Linked DNA regions of Homo sapiens: region 1 is linked to region 2. Evidence: read pairs that join two places in POLR2A ChIA-PET (ENCODE). Cell type or tissue: OCI-LY7. All regions are shown on one strand.

Region 1 (4,000 bases), 390 kb before region 2:
GATCGAGCCACTGCACTCCAGCCTGGGGGACAAGAGCGAGACTGTCTGGAAAAAAAAAATCAGCTCCTGAATTAATAATTATTGGATGAGTGTTACTTGATAGCCCTACATTTTAAGAACAGAGAGACAGAGAGAGAGAAAGAGTTTGTGAGTGTGTGTGTGTGTGGCGGGGGAAGAGGTACAGAGCTGAGGTAATAAAAAGGTAAAATGCTCTCATTTTACCAATGAGAAAACAGAAGTGTAGCGGGTAAGTGACCAGCTCAAGGTCACACAATGAGGCAAGGTCACACAGCAGGGAGGGCCAGACCCCAGACCCCAAACCTGGGCCCTCCCTGGTGCTCTTTGCTGCTATGGTTTTTGGGGGTGGAGTGTGTGAGGGAAGCTGAAGAGTTAACAATGAATTCTGTACCTTCAGGCCATGGCCAACAGCTGCCTGGGAGATAAGGGGAGGCGACCCCTGGGAACAAACAGCCTGTGGATTGGAGAGATTGAGCAAGGCTGGAAAAACAGGTGCAGGTGGCAACAGGGAAGGGGGTGGGGCAGGAGACAGAGCCAGAGGGAGCAGAGGAGGTTCCAGGGCTCCTGGGACCCCAGAGGGTCCCTGTTGCCAGAAGGCACTGGCTGGGCCAGAGTCCAGGGTGAGCAGAATCAGGTCCCAGGCTTCACCCTCTGCAAGCTTCTCTATGACCCCACAGGGGGTTAACTGGGCCTTGAATTGCAGAACCAGAAGGGGCTGAAGGGAGCACCCAGGCCTCAGCTGGCTCTGGTCTGAGACTCAGGTCAGAGGCAGAGGTGATGGCCACACCTGGGAGGCTGGGTTGCCCTTGGACAAAGCAGCGGCCGCAGCTGTTTAGGTTCTGCCACCCTCTCCCCTCCTCTGTCCCCAAAGGCTATCCAGCCCCCGCAGCAGTCAGTCCTTGGGTTTCACAGGCCCTGCCCTGGAGAGCTTTTCTTTAGAACCAGCCCCATCAGAAATCCCTCCCCCAGAGAATCACTGGGAGCTTAGGCTGCTGCGGGGAAAAGGGCACTGGGCTGAGAGGTGAAAGTCCGGGGCTCAGACCCTGTCCTGTCACAGATGCCCTGACCCTCTCTAGGGGCTGTTAAAACCATCCCCATTCAGGGTAAAGGTCCCCGGTGACACTCTGGGTTGGGGGAGCTGGGTGGGTGCCTGGGCGCTGCTCCCATCCCCCCACTCTGAGAGCTTGCTGTGTAGGCAGAGGCCCTGCCAGCCACAGGCTGCTGGGGCTGAGGCTGGGCTGGCTACGGGCTGGTCTCCTCCTCTTCCCCCAGCAGGGCTGTGGGGGCCTGCCCAGGCCCCCTGGTCCTGTGTTTGGGCAGCAAGCCAGCACCTGTGTGAGGGGTGGCCGGGCACCCTGCCCAGAGCTGAGGAGAAGCTGCCCCCTGGGGACTGGGCCCAGGCCTTCTTGTTCAGCCAGAAATTCCAGCCTTTTAAGGATCAAGAGCCAGAGAACGGCCTTTTCCAGGCTGCCAGCGAGCCGTTTTTCCAGCTTGGCAGTATCGCCAGTGCCTTGAGGGAGGCCTCTCTGCTTGCCCGCACCTCGTAGGCCAGGCTCTCGGGAAGGAATTATTTCTTAAGTCAACTTTGTTGAGGTCTAACTTACGCACAACAAAATGTGCCCATTTTAGGTGCACTGTTGTATGTTTGCATACCTACCACAATAACCAAAGTAGAGAACATTTCCGTTACCCTGAAAGGTTCCCTGTGGCCCCTTCTGAGTCAGTCATGCCCCTTCCCTGGCCCCAGGCAAGCACCAATCTGCTTTCTGTCATGACAGATCAGATTTGCATGTTTTGTATACGTTACCATACAGTTTCTACTCTACTCTTACCTCTGACTTTTCCCCCTCAGCCTAATGATTTCAAGATTCGTTCATATTGTTGCGTCTATCATAGTTCTTTCCTTGTTATTGCAGAGTAATATATTCCATTATATGGATATGTTATAGTTTGTGTAGCCATTCACCTGTGTTTGGACATCTGGGTTGTTTCCAGTTGGCAGCTATTATGAGTAAAGCAGTTATGAACATTTGTATATAAATCATCATGTGGATGCATGTGTTCATTTCTCTCGCATTAGTAACTAGAAGAGGGATTGCTGGGTCACATGGTAAGTGTATGTTTCACTTTTAAAGAAACCACCCAACTGTTTCCTAAAGTGGTTGTACCATTTTACAATGTATGGGTAGGACGGGATTTTGAATGCAGCCCTTCCCTCCCTGTTCCATATCCTGGCCTTTTCTCTTCCCCAGGGACTGAGCAGGGTTTGTTTGTTTTTTTGGTGTTGTTGTTGTTGTTTGTTTTTTTCGTAAGTTTGTGTGGTGCTTTGGTTGTGGGGGCGGTTCTTTGCTTCACCAGAAAACATTCTCCTGCCCCCTCAAAGTCCCTGCTCATGGATGAGGTTAAAGTGGCTATGCCGAGTAGAGAAGGGCTTAAGGATCTATTTATATGTGAGTTTAAGCAGATACAGTGTTGGCTAAAATGCTATAATTATTTTCCTTTTGTTAGCTCTTCCCATCCTGTGAGAGTGTTTTTGTTTTTGTTTTGTTTTTTTTTTGTTTGTTTGTTTTTTAGACGGAATCTCGCTCTGTGGCTTAGGCTGGAGTGCAGTGATGCGATCTCGGCTCACTGAAACCTCTGCCTCCCAGGTTCAAGCAATTCTCCTGTCTCAGCCTCCTGAGTGCCGGGTACATGCCACCACGCCCGGTTAATTTTTGTATTTTTAGTAGAGATGGGGTTTCACCATATTGGTCAGGCTGGTCTCGAACTCCTCAGGTGATTGACACACCTCAGCCTCCCAAAGTGCTGGGGTTACAGACGTGAGCCACGCGCCTGGCCAAGGGTGTTTTTAAACAGAGCTACTGCCATGCTGGCAGCCTCATCCTATTCCCCAGCCTGCTGCTCCCCGACCCCCATCAAAACCATTTCTTCTAGAGGCCAAGGCAGCTGAGAGTTTCTTTTCCTGAGTCGTCACTTTTCATTAGCACAGGCTGATAACTGGGGTAGGCACTGGAGCTGGAGAACTTTGTATTTTTGCTGTCAGTGTCCTACCCCTGCTCTCACCTCCCTGTCTGACCCATTGTTCCACCTTGCCATCAGTCACCAGAGAGCTCCGGGCTTCCGTAACTCAAAGGATGCAGCTGCCCAGAAAGAAAGGATTAAGCTTTCTTTTTGTATTCAGACACATTGCTAATTGCCAAGAAAGTACAGGCAGAAGAAAGGATCTACCCTTGGAGCAAGAGTTAAGGAAACCTAACAGCCTGGCACTGCACATCTGCTGAACTAGTCCTATTTCTACCCCTGTTTTAAAGTTTTTAGGGCTGGGCCAATAAATAACCTTTTTAGGATAAATTCAGATCTTCCCTGTAAGACTCTCGGGATATAATTTCTCTCACATTTCAGGATACCTAAGAAACCATTCTCCCCTGCTTGGGGAATACCACTACTCATGCCTGGAGCAGCTCACTTAGCTGGGTTCATCATGCTCCACCTTCTTCCTCTTCTTTTTTTTTTTTTTTTGAGACAGGGCCTCACTCTATCACCCAGGCTGGGGTGCAGTTGCAGCTGTGCTATCTCAGTGCACTGCAACCTCTGGCTCCCAGGTTCAAGTGATTCTCCTGGCTCAGCCTCCCAAGTAGCTGGGACTACAGGCATGCACCACCATACCCAGGTAATTTTTGCATTTTTAGTAGAGATGGGGTTTCACCATGTTGGCCAGGCTAGTCTCAAACTCCTGACCTCAAGTGATCCACCTGCTTCAGCCTCCCAAAGTGCTGGGATTACAAGGCATGAGCCACCACACCCGGCCATGTTCCACCTTCTTTAGAAGGCATTTGCTGGCAAGATACCGCCAGCCTCAGCATGTTTTAAACAGATGAAATTGCCCTGGACTATCAAAAGTTTGCCTGGGATGATAAGCCTGTGACATTGCCCCAGTCTGAGCTATCAAAACAATATTTAATCCTGGATTAAATATTGTTGT
Region 2 (4,000 bases):
GGCTGAGACTGGGTGTACCGGAGTAGTCCAGAGGCTTTGTGGCTTCATCAGGATTCGCAGGACGTGCTACAAGGTGGCAGACCTTCCTCCTAGGATCCATGGGTTTGAGTTTACGGATGATAAATTTCTGGGTGATGACACGTTTATCTTCCTTTTCAGTAAGGCGAGGAATGTGTTGCTAAAAAGAAATAAAACAAAGGAGAATTCCACCTGTGGTGGCAGGAGGAAGAGCACCACCCATCTCTTCTGTTCTAGTTCTGGGTGGAGTTCCTGAAGGCTGACAGATCTGTTTCTTCAGCTCTGTCCATATGTTCTGTCAAGGAAATGCCTGTGTAACAGATATGTGACTTAGTAATATCCTGGAGGGAAAAAAAAGAACATCTTATGCCTCCAGACAGTTTGGGTGAGAGATGGCTGACTCTCCCAGGTAAAGCATGGGGTTAGGGTTTAGCAGCTTTACCCAGAGCTGTACCTTGGCTCCTTAAACTCATCCTCCGGTCTGTGAAATGGGAATGATGGCACCTACCTCTATGGGAAGCAAGATACCTCATCATCTCATTTCCCCTGTGGTTCTATATGAATCTCAGAAATGTTAAAACAGACAACACAGTGAATTCCTTAAGGTGGTAAAGTGAAAAGAATCTGTGTTCAGTGGGTTTTTCCATGGAGTTAGACACTCCCCATGAGTAGGGACATGGCTGGTGTTCTAGACCACTCAGGCTGCCGGCAGGGAAACGTTTCTATGGTAAGGGAAGCTTGGGCTTCATCCTCACCTCCTTCAAGTCTTCCTTCTTAATGGCCAAGGCAAGAATGTCATCTCCTTGTAGGACATTGCTAACAGGTTCAGGCTCTTCCTGAATTGTGGGTGTGGGTTGTTCAGGTCCCTTTGCCCGCTTCTTTTCTGAAGAGAAGCAGAAAGTTATTAAGTCCTTAAAGAGCTCCTTCTGTATATATCAATATATACATACAAAAATAAAAGTAAAAATATATACTAGACTCCATGGTGGGGGGCAGAGCTGACCAGCTGGATAGATAGCAGAGGCTGCCAAGGTGGCCTGGGTAGCACTTTGCTGGGGCAATGGGAGTTCTCTCTGGAGGGTCCCCCTACCCACAGCCCCTGGCTCACCACAGTGACTAAGACTTCTGTAGCCAGAATTGAGATCAGAAGATGTTTCGTTTCAGGCCAGGTGTGGTGGCTCATGCCTGTAATCCCAGCACTTTAGGAGGCTGACACAGGAGGATCACTTGAGGCCAGGAGTTCAAGACCAACCTGGCCAACATGGTGAAACCCCGTCCCTACTAAAAATACAAAAATTAGCCAGGTGTGGTGGCCCATGCCTGCAGTCCCAGCTACTCGGGCGGCTGAGGCAGGAGAATCACTTGAGCCCGGGAGGTAGAGGTTGCAGTGAGCTGAGATCGTGTGACTGCACTCTAACCTGGGCAACAGAGTGAGACTCTGTCTCAAAAACAAAACAAAACAAAACAAAAAGATGTTTCATTCCGGGTGCCGTGGTGCAAGCTTGTAATCCCAACACTTTGAGAAGCCAAGGCAGGAGGATTGCTTGGGCCCAGGAGTTCAAGACTAGCCTGGGCAACATAGTTGAGACTCCATCTGTACAAAAAAGATTATTTTTAATATACAAAAAAGATGTTCCATTTCAGGCTATGCTATTTATAAGCTGGACAGTCTTGGGTACGCATCACTTAACCTCTCTAGGCCTCAGGCTTTCCATGTGTAGAAAGAGTCAGTTGGACTAAATCAGTGGTTCCCAAGTTATTAGTCCAATGTCTGCCTCAGAATCTTTGGGGGAGTTTTATGAATACAGCTTCCTGACTACTGCATGGAGCCAGGGCCTAGGGAGCTGTACTTTTTTCAACTCCCTAGGTGATTCTGATGCACAGTGGTTTGGGACAACTGAACTAGATGTTTTGCCAGCCTCCTCCAGTGCTGGCACTGATCCATGCTTCTGGGTGAAGGCACAGGGTTTCACAAGACACTGGTTAAAGTGCAGAATCTCTGTGGGGGAAGCAGAGCATTCACCACTGGCCATTTATTGCATATTCATTTAATAAAGATTGTTTAAGCAGCTTCTACATGCCAGGCACTGTGCTAGGTTCTAGGGATACATGCCAGAGCTTGTCTTTAAAGAGCACATGCCCAATGGGAAACAAGACCGTGAAACAGACTGAGCCAGAGTAACTACAGGAACATGGTGGGGGGGAACAACCAGCCCTGAGTCGGCGGGCGTGGGAGGTGGGGGAGTCAGGGAGGGCTTCCTAAGGAAGGGATGTTTAAATAGAGCTGAAGAAGCTGGAGAAAGGAAAGGGCCCTGGGGAACAGGCATTCCAAAGAAAATAACATAAAGAGGCATAGTGGCAAAGAATGGAGCACATCCCTGGAACTCAAAGCATGTGTTTTTGAATAGCTGGAGTGTGGTGAGGTGGGAGGGAAGAGGCAGAGCCCAGAGACAGCAGCAGCCGCCATATCGTGAAGAGCTCAGTGAGCCATGTGAAGGCTTACCCCATGGGCAATGGCATGCCAAGGAATGGATTAAGAGTTGCAAGATCTTGGGAGGCCAAGGCAGGCAGATCGCTTGAGCCCAGGAGTTCAAGACCAGTCTGGGCTCTATAAAAAAAATCAAAAAATTAACCAGGCATGGTAGTACATGCCTGTAGTCCCAACCACTTGGGAGGCTGAGGGGAAGGATAACCTGAGCCCAGGAAGTGAAGGCTGCAGTGAGCCAAGATTGTGCCACTGCACTCCAGCCTGGGTGACAGAACAAGACCCTGTCTCTAAGAAAAAAAAAAACCTGCATGACTGAGGATGAGTGTATGAATGTATTTAAGAGTCCGTTGTGGCAGCCACAGCATGACATTGACAACACCCGGGGCAGAAGGGGGTCACAGGTCACTCTCCAACGAGGACACACTCCCTGCCTTCCTTTCACAGAGGTGGCTTAACAGGATCAAACACATCTCATTTCTCTGGCTGGTCAACCCTGTCATTTTCCCTCTGGTTCAGAATGGTTTGATATAAGGCCCTACATAAAACAATCAAAAGAAAACCTAAGTCCTGAGGCCTTTAGGGAGTTTAAAACAAAATTTGGTTTTATCCACTGCTTCTTACAGCACCGTAATCTTTAAGAGGCAATATCACGAAAACATAAAGGCAGGTGTTTTGGTTAACAAAATCCAACTTTTTTTAGGAAATTTCCATAGAGTTGGTGGCCAAAAAAACTCACACCAAAATCATTCCAAACATAGTTCTAAATTCAGCCTGTTGGCCAGGTGCAGTGGCTTACGCTTGTAATCCCAACACTTTGAGAGGCCGAGATGGGAGGATTGCTTGAGGCCAGGAGTTCAAAACCAGCCTGGGCAACACAGGAGAACCTATCCTTAAAAATAATTTTTGTTTTTCTATTAGAAAAAATAATAAATTCAGCCTATCATCCACAGTCTGTTTCTGTAATGGGGTCAGCAGAGGTTTGGAAGTATCTGTCTGTTAAATGCATGGCTCTGTGCACACAAACACACATGCAGGGCTGCCGGCTGAACCCCGAGTTCCAGTCTCATCTGCCGCCATGTGTGGGGATGCAGCCTTGGGCTTTGATTTCTACCTCCCTTCTCCCTTCTACACAAACTCACCAAAGTGGGTGGCAGCCTATGAGAACTGAGATCAGCTGAAGGTCTGTTTTTGTAAATATTTTGGTATTATCTGTACTTTCTAGGACATTTGCTTCCTTTATCCATAACCTTGGCTGGGTTGACATCTTTCCAAGTGATTAAACGTCTCCAGATGTGTGCTTTTTACTGGTGGGTGCACAATTACCACGTGTCAATAGAAACTTTCAACACTGCCGAAGATTTTTGGGGGCCAAAGCTCCCATCCCTTCAGTGATAGAGAAGCTAATCTTTCATGTTTGCTTTAGATTGAAATAGTAAAACTCTGGTCTAAGGTTATTCTGAGAAAGTTATCTTTAATGTAGTCCAATAAATGCTC

The links. Peaks named below come from ENCODE experiments on the same cell type or tissue, not always from the same donor. Only the 100,000 strongest peaks of a DNase experiment are listed, where the experiment ranks them.
Region 1: POLR2A ChIA-PET joins it to region 2 with 11 read pairs; 2 of 35 experiments call an interaction of 5 or more read pairs at or near these places.

What each region holds. Positions count from the first base shown.
Region 1 is chr17:50,902,102-50,906,101 of GRCh38, reverse strand. No RefSeq gene overlaps it. Among named protein-coding and RNA genes, the nearest start is that of TOB1-AS1, 37 kb to the right of the region's middle. In OCI-LY7, no CTCF peak of the experiment used is centred here; DNase peaks (open chromatin) are centred at 1,731, 2,121 and 3,531; H3K4me3 peaks cover 1,202 bases; H3K27ac peaks cover 1,746 bases.
Region 2 is chr17:50,513,471-50,517,470 of GRCh38, reverse strand. It overlaps MYCBPAP (MYCBP associated protein), which reads right to left. Exons shown (of 19, transcript NM_032133.6): 2 at 774-901; 3 at 19-178. Among named protein-coding and RNA genes, the nearest start is that of MYCBPAP, 7.0 kb to the right of the region's middle. In OCI-LY7, no CTCF peak of the experiment used is centred here; no DNase peak of the experiment used is centred here.